Regions from separate parts of the Mus musculus genome. Here region 1 is linked to region 2. A link is a contact called in ENCODE POLR2A ChIA-PET data. All regions are on one chromosome and are shown on one strand. The core of a region is the stretch at or near the end of the contact, and the rest is flanking DNA. Distances in the headings are between cores, read along the strand shown. Region 1 holds the start of Rpl18 (ribosomal protein L18). Region 2 holds the start of Ntn5 (netrin 5).

Region 1 (5,014 bases), core at 365-2,864, 34 kb after region 2:
GCTGGGACCCTTTAATATAGTTCCTTATGTTGTGGTGATCCCCAAACATTTCATTGCTATAACTGTAATTTTGCTACTGTTACAAACTGTAAATATGTGGTATACAGGATAGCTGATATACGACCCTGTGAAAGGGCCCAGACCCACAGGTTGAGAACCTATTCTGTAGCTAGAGCCTTACCTGGTTCCATTGCCCCTTGGATTTAGGTGTCCAGTGGGCACCCAGGCCTCTGCTGTCACAGCAGGGCTTGAGCCCCAAACTGGAGGCCATGTATGTATAGGCGGTTTTCGTAAAGAGTCTTGCTAACTCCCTGTGCAGGGCCAGGTTGGGGTTCTGAAGAGGAGGGCACATTGCAGGCTCAGTATCCCAGAGCCTGCTTCTCTCATCCAGCTGGCCTGTCTTGTACTACCCAAGTTCAGGTACTCCATACCAAAAGAGTGAAGACACTTTCAGGGAAGACACCCTAAAAGGGAGTCTTTTTCATCACTCTCTTTTTCCAAACAAGGAAAAAAAAGCAAAACAGAAAATCACTTACCCAAGATCACAACTTTAAATGGCAGAGCCAGGCCAAGTGTTGAAAGACGGTGATCCCAGCTACTTCGGAGGCTGAAGCAGGAAGAGTGAGTCAAAGCCAGCTGGGGCAACTTTGTGAAACCTTGACTTAAGGGGCGGGGGGGGGGGTGAGTGGGGGACAGAGCTGGCACTAGAACTAGCTTACTAAATGGTGAGGTGCCAACTGTTCAGTTTTGTATCTTTGTCTCTCCTTCTGCCCGGGGTTCCCTCACCATTTTTCCTTCTCACCCTCGGGCCTCCACACCTCCAACCACCGTCATGGTCTCTATTTCAGTCTCTCTGGAGCTTGTTATCTACCCGCTTTCCAAACCGGGAGTTCTGCGTGCCTTCTCTGCACATCAATATGTACATCGAAAATGTTGGGCCAGTTCAACCAGTCTGGTTTAGGAAGGGGGAAAAAAAAAAGGGCTGTCCCTAAGGACGAAAACAAAGGAGAGATCCGAGAAGAGGTCATCTTTAAGGGCAGGGGGAAAAGCTCAACACAAAATATTAAATAATAATAATAATAAGGTATTATGGGTTGAATAGCAGCAAGAAAGTCTCGGGTGAGAGATCTAGTAGGATTTCCTGAACTTCAGTTCTGTTTAGTAAGTTGAGCATAAGGAAAAGGCAGCCGAGAATTTAAGGAAGTGTGAGATGAGCTTTTTCTTCAGGGCGGGATAAGCCTCACCTCCGACACACAGCCCACCGGGTCCTCCGCGAGCCACCGAGAAGCGGTCGGCGTGCGGCCAGAGAGTCACCACGCGACTCGTCCAGCAAGCTCCGATCATGTCTCTGATTCTCCGGTCCCTTTACCCCTGGAGAGTGTTAGAGCAGGGACGGGGAAAGGCCAGAGAGGCTCCGGGTCCCAGCCCTTTCCTCAGGCTGACTTCTCTTTGGTTCTGGAAGCCTCGGTTTACTCGGTCCTCCCACATACCATCGAGAAACCCAAATTGTGGTAGAGCTCCGCGTCGCGCTCATGTGACGTCACCCGTGCACCACAGAGACGCCAGTTCCGGATAGAGTGTCCCGCATTGCGTCACGAGTGCGTCTCGCAGGCCGCTCTTTCCCCGCCCACTCCGGCGCGGTTCCGTCTTTCCGGACCTGGCCGAGCAGGAGGCGCCATCATGGTAAGCTCGCTGAGCGGTCTCCCCGAGTGGCCCATCCGCTGCCATCCTCAGCAAGTCCCGCTCGTAGCGCGACGGAGGGGTGCAGGCGGTGCCAAGGGGAACTGCGGGACAGGCTAGGGCCTTCGATCAGAACTTGCCGGAGCCGGTGGCCGGTCCCGGGAGCCTCCCGAGGCTCGTCGTCTTCCTTACAAAGTTTGGCTCCATGAGCCAGGCTGATTGCAGCTCCCAGTGAGTCCAGTCCGGCCTCGAGCCCACGGCCGCTCCCTCGCACCAATCTTTCGAGTGCTGCGTTTCCAAGCGGGACCGCTGCTCCCAGTGTCCCTGTTTCTTAACTTGCCATTGGGAAGTTGAGTGCTACGATGAGCGGAGCCACTACACGTTGCCGGGTTTGGGGACAAGCGTACGTCAGTCCTTCCCGGAACACTGCTCCTAGTGTGTTTGGTGTGTAGTAATCCTGTCCCTGCCTTGTATGTTGGGAAGACGTTTATGAAGAGCCTTGAAGGTGCAATGAAACCGCTGTTAGTATCAGTAACTACTTCAGGATGCTAACAGCTTGGAAAACGAGTGGGGGATAAAATTAACCCGAGCACTTGGTCTTTCTAGGGTTGATTTGAAGGACGTAGTGTAAGGCTTTGTCACAAACACGTCTCCACGTCTAGAATGTACTGTTGGCTTCTTTTTGACTGTTTTTCAGATTGGGAGCTAGTTTTGAGAACATAAATAAAAGCTAACATCTTTACAGGGATCTGAACTCTCATCCATACTGGGCCCAGAACCAGGGCCTTCACATGCTAAGCAAGAGCTGAGCTCTAAGGGACTCTGAGCCAGCAGCCGCTTGTCTTGTGCAGCTCAGTTTTTACACCGAGACAGTGTTTCAATGAGTTTCTGGACTCTGGGAGGAATGGTCCCAAGCCGAGACAAAAACATCACTTGTGTGTGTTAAGTGAACTTGTCAGGGGTGGGACATGTCTTCTTCCTCTAGTTTGAATCCTTTGAGGTTTGAATTGTCGACTAAGTAGCCTAAAAGTTACAGGTACGAACAGGTATAGATATCATCAAAGATATAGGGCAGTGGTTCTGACAATTGGCTCTATGGTGGTTCACCTCCCTCAGGGTGTTGACATTCGCCACAACAAGGACCGAAAGGTTCGGCGCAAGGAGCCCAAGAGCCAGGACATCTACCTGCGGCTGCTTGTCAAGGTAAGCCCGGGGTGCTACGCCATCTTACAGCTCCCAAAGTGAGTGGGGTGGGGAGAGGGGGGAGCCTGGACACAGTGCCCCAACCCCCCACATCACCAGGAGTTGAGCGGGATGGGAGAGCTGTGGAAGGGTCCTGGCTTGGGGGTGGCGCAGGCAGTCCCATGCTCAATCTTTTCCTTTCCCTTGCAGCTGTACAGGTTTCTGGCCAGACGGACCAACTCCACCTTCAATCAGGTTGTGCTGAAGAGGTTGTTCATGAGCCGAACCAACCGGCCACCTCTGTCCCTGTCCCGCATGGTTAGTAGTCAGCCAGAGGGCGCTTCACATGTTTGGGGGCGGTGGGGTAAGGCCAGCAGAGGATGCGGGCCTCTGTGCTTTGGTCTTTTTCTACCTGGGGATTTCTCTGACCTGGGTCACTTCTGGGGTTGGAAAGAAAGATTTCAACAATCAGTCATAGCTGGCAAGCTCTTGGGGCCCTGTCACTGGGGGGAGGTCGGCCTCAGCCAGTGGAGGTCTTGGCTGTTTGGTCTTCCCGGTGACAGCTTGGCACAGAAAGACTTAACATGCTTGCCCCCATCAGATCCGAAAGATGAAGCTTCCTGGCCGCGAGAACAAGACTGCCGTGGTTGTGGGGACGGTCACAGATGATGTGCGGATTCTGGAAGTTCCCAAGCTGAAGGTAAGTGACCAGCATGGGCCAAAGGGACATGTCTCCAGTCAATTAGGGGGCTTTGCTATGTGCCAGTGGCACCCTGCCATGGGAGCTGTAATCAAAGCTGCTCTTCGTTGTGTCCCCTCACCACTGCAGAATGATGCTTTGGAGTCTGTTTGCCCTGAAAGCATTGAGGATGCTTGCCATCCACTGGGGAGACTTTAGTGGCAGTTGTTTATCAGGGTCTGCTACCGGGGGTGGGCCGTGACAGTCCCCACAGCCTCTGGTGTGTGCCTTCTCAGGTGTGTGCACTGCGGGTGAGCAGCCGGGCCCGGAGTCGCATCCTCAAGGCTGGGGGTAAGATCCTCACCTTTGACCAGCTGGCCCTGGAGTCTCCCAAGGGCCGGGGCACTGTGCTCCTGTCTGGTCCTCGGAAGGGCCGAGAGGTGTACCGACATTTTGGCAAGGCCCCAGGAACCCCACACAGCCATACCAAGTGAGTATCAGAGCTTTGGCTTCAGGTAGTTGTTACCCATAGTGGCCACTAGGATGTCAAGTTCACTTGGGTGGGGGGTGGTCACAAATCTGGGCTAGCCAGGGCCTCTGCCACTTCTGAGGGGTGAGTGGTTATTGCGAAGGCTCTCAGAAGGTTTCCAGTATGACAGGAACAGGTCCTAGTGCCAATGAGCTGGACTTCTCTAACCTCCCTCCTTTCCCCACAGACCCTATGTCCGTTCCAAGGGCCGGAAGTTTGAGCGCGCCAGAGGCCGAAGGGCCAGCAGAGGCTACAAAAACTAACCCTGGATCTTAACTGTTAATAAAAAAAACATTGGATGATGATGGTCCTCTGTGTTCATTCATGAAGTTGGAAAGGGGCAGGGTGGGATGAGGGCCACTAGTGGTGACAGCATTTGATTGGAAGTCAGCACAGACCCATTTTTGGGGAAGGGGGTGGGGCCTGCTCTGGGACCTGCCCTGCACCTGGGCAGCCCCTGCCTGTGCCCGAGCCCCGCCTGCTGGGTGTTGTGTTCACCTGTTTCCTCCTAGGATTAGCTTTTCCCAAGACCTTGGTGTTGGGGGATGTGGGGCAAGGCGTGGGAACAGGTGAGGCCCTGCCTGGGCCAGTCTCTGAGCAAGATGCCTAGTAGTCCCTCCCCCTCTGTTTGCACAAGGGGCTGTGTCCTGACAATTGCTCCCCGTTGGGTGGAGAGCTGCTCAGGAGGAAGTCGGAAGCTCCTGAGCTGGCCCTCAGACCGGGCCGAAGCCTGGGGTCTGTAGGTGGGGGGCCTGGCCTTCTGGATCGCGTGGTGCCAGTTGGCTGGAACCTAATTCAGCTTCACAGGTCCATAGTTCCTGTCCAGGAAGTAGAGTACAGCTTGGAGACTAAGGTTGGCAAGAAACCCAGGCTAGGTTCTCAATCGATCGGAGGACAGTACTCATGGCTGCTAACATCTCGGACTGGTTTTGAGGCTCACAGCC
Region 2 (5,246 bases), core at 1,679-4,178:
TGTGTTATAACAGATTCAGTCTGCCCAGAGCTCCTGACTCTGCAGCTCTGGGTAGACCTGTGCCTGCCAAGAGCAGTCAAATATAGCAAGTGAGACAAGCACCTGCTTCTGGGCCAGGACTCGGGGGGTGGGCAGTGCCAACTTCCTGTTTCTGAAACACTCTATAATAAGAGGTAGGCCTTATCAGTTTGGCCTTTACGTGTAGGTCTGTGTTCAACCTGTTTCCTGGTAATCACTTCACTGGAATAGAATTTGCATATCTAAGAATCCACCCGTGTCAGTGTTCTCCTAGTTCCACTAGTGTGGCCTCTGGTGTGCTCAGAGCTGACTAATACCTGCTTCATCCCAAAGACTGTTTGTCCACAGCCCTGGCTGTGTCCCCTCTGCTACCTTACTTAGCTAAGCTGGTCTTGTCTCCGTGACTTGCTGAGCCACGTAGTTAGTATGTGGAAGGGTACATCATCCGGCCTGGCGACTCCTGCTTGTCCTTGGCCTGTCACTATGTGAGTTTGTATGGGTTACCTTCATTTCCTGCCTGTGATGGACAATGCTGTCATAGCTCACGATGTGGATGCTTTTTGGTTCCCTTGAGCACCTCTCTGGGGTGGCACTGCTGGGTCAAATGTGGCTGGTTTCAGGAAGCAGCAGCAGGTGTTAGAGTCCCATTTCTCCATCTGCTTTCCTTTGCTACTGACTGGCTGTGGTGGGCACCATGCAGTGTGGGCCCTCACTGAGGAGACCACGGTTTTAACCTGCAGGCTCTGCCTTGGCACTGCTGGGCTTGTGTGGACTCTGATATGCACAACTCATCTATGCTGGGTAGCTTTTCTCATCAACATGACATAAGTTACCAGGGACCTTTCTGACTGAGAAAACACCTTCATCAGATAGCCTGTAGGGGAGTTATGGGGGCATTTTCCTGATTAATTATTATGGGAGGTCCAACCTCACCATGGGCAGTGTCACCTCTGGGCAGGTGACCCTAGGTTATAGAAGAGCAAACCACAGACAGCAAACCACTAAACAGCACTGCTCCATGGTCTTCGCTTCAGTCCCTGCCTCCAAATTCCTGCCGTGAACTCCTGTTCTGACTTCCATTTATGATGGACTGTAAACTTCAGACTGAAACAAACCCTTTCCTCCCTAGGTTGCTTTTGGTCCTGATGTTTATCACAGCAGCAGAAAAAAGACTAACGCACCACCCTAAGGATAAGGCAAACAACCGCTTCCTCTCTTTATGTATCCAGACTCCAGCTCTCTCAGGGCCCCACAAAGTCTTCAGGTGTCTGCTGCACCATACTGATATCTGCTCTCTCCTGCTTATTCTCTGTCCAAGCCTCAGTATTAGGCAGGCCCCCTCAGCTCCTGTATCCCAGGGCCTTACTTTATTATTAACCATTTCTGGAAGTCAGAACATTCTTGGAGTTTAACTTGGGTTCCCAGAAAGGTCAGGCAGCTCTGACCACAGGACACAGCACAGCACACACACCAAGTCTCACAGAAATACAATGCTCGCCAGCACTACACTGCCTCACTTGCCCGCAAAGCAAACCCATCCTCCCCCACCCCAGCTCCTTCTTTTCTCATTGCAGTCATTTTCTTTCTCCTGGCTCTCTAGCCAACTCGAAGTGGATCGCCCAGCCCAGCCAGAGCACCAGGGAGCAGAGCTGGGCCAGAGAACCTGGGCAGAGAAGAGAAAGGGCTCAAGATGGCTTTGGGAGAGGGAGTGGATCTCGGAACACTTCCTGGTAAAGGCAGCAGCTTTGGGAAGTGCTCTGTTGCTGCCATCTTGAGGTGACGCCCAGCCTTCATCCGGCTATGCCGAGAGCGCCCTCTGGAGGCTGTTCCACAGCAAGGCCTGGAAGACTCAGTGGAGAGGCTGTGCTACCCACCTCCTTTGCCTGAGGCTGCAGACAGAGACCCTCTACTGTGGAGAGCAAACAGGCCTGAGCTCTCCCGAGGCTTGACCCTGTGAGGGTTAGGGTCTCGATACTTGGGGAGCTCCATAGCACCTCTGAATTAAGGACCAGCCACTTCCTGGGTGGGCTTGGCTTCCCCACAGCTGATGCTTTCTGGGGGTCCCCCAGCCAGCTCAGGCACCCAGAGCAAAGTGAGGAGGAGAACTCCCTCTGGAGACAGCGTAGGGACTTACCACGCTAGGCAGGCAGGATCCTGCAGCAGACCCAGACCTTCTCTGGATGTCTGACAGCCATCTGTCCTGCTCCACAGCGAGCCATTCGCAATTGTCTACAGAACAGACCAGCTTCCCGTCTTTCTGTCTAGAAGGTGGCCTGACAGTGCCAAGGCTGGGGCAAACCGGGGAGGACTTGCTGGACCCACAAGTCCCACGTGTCACCCTATGGCTCACACAGCCCTTGCTGGGGACATGGGTCTCAGATGTGGGATCCGTTGGCCTGAGCCTTCTCTTAAAGCTTAGTCCTCCTGCATCTGTGGGTCTTGTAGCTCTCATTTGTCCTTGTCCCTGCTCCTCTAAGATCCCAGCCTCAAGGGTCACCCGGCAGTACAGAGGGATCTCTTACTCCCAGGGCACCAGGTCCCTGAGTCTTGTCCTGGGCCAGTTCTGCACACTGGCAAGACAGTAGCTATGAATGGGGTGGGTGCTCAGGAACAAACCACACATATTCTCATCTTGCTCAGAGAGAAACCACAACACTCAAATGTTCAGACACAACAAGTTGTGGAAGTGTTTCAGGCTAAAAGCCCTGGGGCCTTTATCCACCAGTGGCTGGGGGGAGGGGGGAGCTGCCTTTGGCTTTTGCTACCTTCTTTTCCTCCCCAAGTTCAGCCAGGCTGAAAGTCTTCTCCGCTGCCCTCCTTGCAGGTAGCACTGGCCTCTGGTTTCCCCTACAGCTGATCTGAGGCTGGGAATTTTAGAGCTTGAAAGCAACTGACCTTAACACCGAGTTAACGCACTTGGGGCAGGAGGATGCAGGATGGGGAGGGGCTGGCTGGCTTGGGGTCGGCCAAAAGCAGGGGCTGGCAAGCTAAACTCCAGAGGTGCTGGGGCAAGTGGGAACAGGCCAGGACCCCAATCCCAGAACCCCAAGCTGTAGTCATACCCCTACCTGCTTGGATCCTTCTAGGCCGGCTTGTTTGGGGCCACCAAGCTTCAAGCCTGCTGGGGGCGACAGTGCTCCTGTCCCACGCAGTCTCGGGTGGCATGGCTGGCAAGGGTCCCTGTGGGAAAGCGTGGCTGCTGTTGGCTAGGGTTTGGGTGGGCGGTAGTGTTGGATTCTGCGGGCTCTGCTTTCAGCTCCCGCCCAGAACCCCCACTAGCCTGGGCCTGAGAACAGCCACTCTCACTCCTCCCGAGAGCCCTCCAAGTGCTTCTCCTACAGAAGAGTGTGGGGATGACCGACTACAGGACACTCTTTTCTTCTCCAGGCAGGTTTGACCAATGGCTGGGCCCTAATAGCCAGGTAGGAGGTGCATGCTGAAGAGGGGCAGGCAGGCAGAGTCCCTTATGGATCCCACTGGCCCAGGGAATTTGGATGGGCCTGCCACTGAGAGGTAGGAATGCTGTAGGCCCAAACGGGCAAGGGCTAGTTTCTGCCTAACCCCAAGAACACAGAGAACTCACAGCCTGGTACTTCACGGTGTTGAGAGCCGGAAGGTGGGACCTTGAAATTACCTAGCAAGAAACGTGTTTACATGAGGGGCTGGGGTGGGGGAGGCTATGGGTGCATAATGGCTCAGACTCCCGGGGGCAGGGAGTCTATGGACTGGGCAAGGGAGGCACCCTGCCTGGGAAATGTCAGTGGAGCACAGGGCTCTGATGTCTGGAGGTAAGGGTACATGCAGGGGGCTCAGGAAAGTCCCAAGATCCCCAGTCCTATGTGGGGGAAGCTGAAAGCCTTAGTCCTCTGGCTCCTAGCACTCCTTAGGCTCTGGATTTCTGGTTTCTAAGTGCCTTGGCATCGGGCACACACCTTATGCCACCTCCTGCTTTTTTTCCTCCCATATCATCTACCCCCAGCACTGGCCCCCATCTGCTCGGGGGCTGAGTGCTTGTGGAGTGTGGAGGGATTTGGGTCCAGGTCTGAGATTTGGGGTAGCAAGTGGGGCCACCTCCCAGCAAGTCCCAGAAAAGTAAGTGCAGGGCCCCAACACCCTGAGCCCTAAAGGAAGGCCAGGCTCTGCCTTCCCAGTACCTGAGGGGTCTGCTCTCTAACTCCAAGGCTTTGTTGGTTTCCAGCTCCTTCAGCACCACCTTCCCTCAGCACTCTTCTCTGGCTACACACCTGGAGGGGAAAGGGTTAAGGGTGGAGGGCTGGAGTGGGTGGCAGAGAGGCCAGGGTTTTTTGGCAATAATCCGCCTTCCGTGCCCTGGGTGTGGAGAACAAGGTTAGAACCCCATGTGGGAAAGGCTTCCACTCTGACCCACGTGGGCCAAGGCCTCTTCTTCTGATTTTCTGCCAGGCAGTAGTAGCTCTCCTCTCCCTCTCGAGCCTCCCCTGGGCTTTCATGCCTGTCTCTGAGCCTACCTGCTCTTCCCTCCCAGCCCCAGAGCCTCTAGCTTCATGCCATCCAACTACCCAGCCGGACACCCGGTCCTCTGCCCTGCCCTGTCTAGCCTCCGGCTTTCCCCGGGTCTGTGCTGGACTCTGCTCCTCTTCTCTGTGGGCTTCCTCTCTCGGCCAGGCTCCTCCATCTCTTCTCTGTGGGCTTCCTCTCTCGGCCAGGCTCTTCCATCTCTTCTCTGTGGGCTTCCTCTCTCGGCCAGGCTCCTCCATCTCTTCCGTGACTCGCTCTCCTAGGTTTTCACATCTGTCGGTCCTGCTGGCTCCTCATCTCCCCTCACCCTCTCCCCAGGGCCTCTACCCCTCGACACTGATGGATAACTTTGGGGTGTTAAGCTCTGGATTAGTTCAGGCAAAATTCTCAATTTTGCTTGCGTTCTTTCCCTGTGGGTTATGTAAACAGTAATTCTCCCCAGATGGAACTATTTTCCTCGCTTCGAGGCAGCTGGGGAGGGGGCTCAGGCAGGACCAGGAGGAATGCAGGGTCTGCAGGAATCCTCAGCAGGGTGGACACCAACTGACCCCATCTGCCACCTCTGTCTACAGGTGCCGGCTCTACTGTGACCACGCCCATTACCCTCAGCCTCTTGCTCCTCCTTAGCCAGGCCACCTCAGACCCATGCTATGATCCAGGAGGGCGCCCTCGCTTTTGCCTCCCACCAGTGACCCAGTTGGTTGGCAAGGCAGCAGCCCCCTGCTCTCAGA

What was found. ChIA-PET counts read pairs that join two places held with the same protein, here RNA polymerase II (POLR2A).
Region 1: POLR2A ChIA-PET joins it to region 2 with 20 read pairs in Patski. The contact joins the promoter of Rpl18 here to the promoter of Ntn5 in region 2. POLR2A ChIA-PET finds 5 or more read pairs at or near these places in 4 of 5 experiments (Patski and embryonic stem cell).

Annotation. Positions count from the first base shown.
Region 1 is chr7:45,716,457-45,721,470 of GRCm38, forward strand. Rpl18 (ribosomal protein L18) reads left to right here and starts at 1,615. Exons shown (of 6, transcript NM_009077.2): 1 at 1,615-1,683; 2 at 2,797-2,883; 3 at 3,073-3,180; 4 at 3,464-3,562; 5 at 3,838-4,031; 6 at 4,258-4,379. The coding sequence starts at 1,681. The coding sequence ends at 4,333. It overlaps Sphk2 (sphingosine kinase 2), which reads right to left and starts at 1,546. Exons shown (of 7, transcript NM_203280.3): 1 at 1,245-1,546; 2 at 537-607. It overlaps Fam83e (family with sequence similarity 83, member E), which reads left to right and starts at 4,764. Exons shown (of 5, transcript NM_001033170.4): 1 at 4,764-5,014.
Region 2 is chr7:45,681,094-45,686,339 of GRCm38, forward strand. It overlaps Ntn5 (netrin 5), which reads left to right and starts at 2,929. Exons shown (of 7, transcript NM_001358870.1): 1 at 2,929-3,405; 2 at 5,088-5,246. The coding sequence starts at 3,372. It overlaps Sec1 (secretory blood group 1), which reads right to left. Exons shown (of 4, transcript NM_001271578.1): 2 at 4,173-4,262; 3 at 3,087-3,198. The coding sequence starts at 3,183.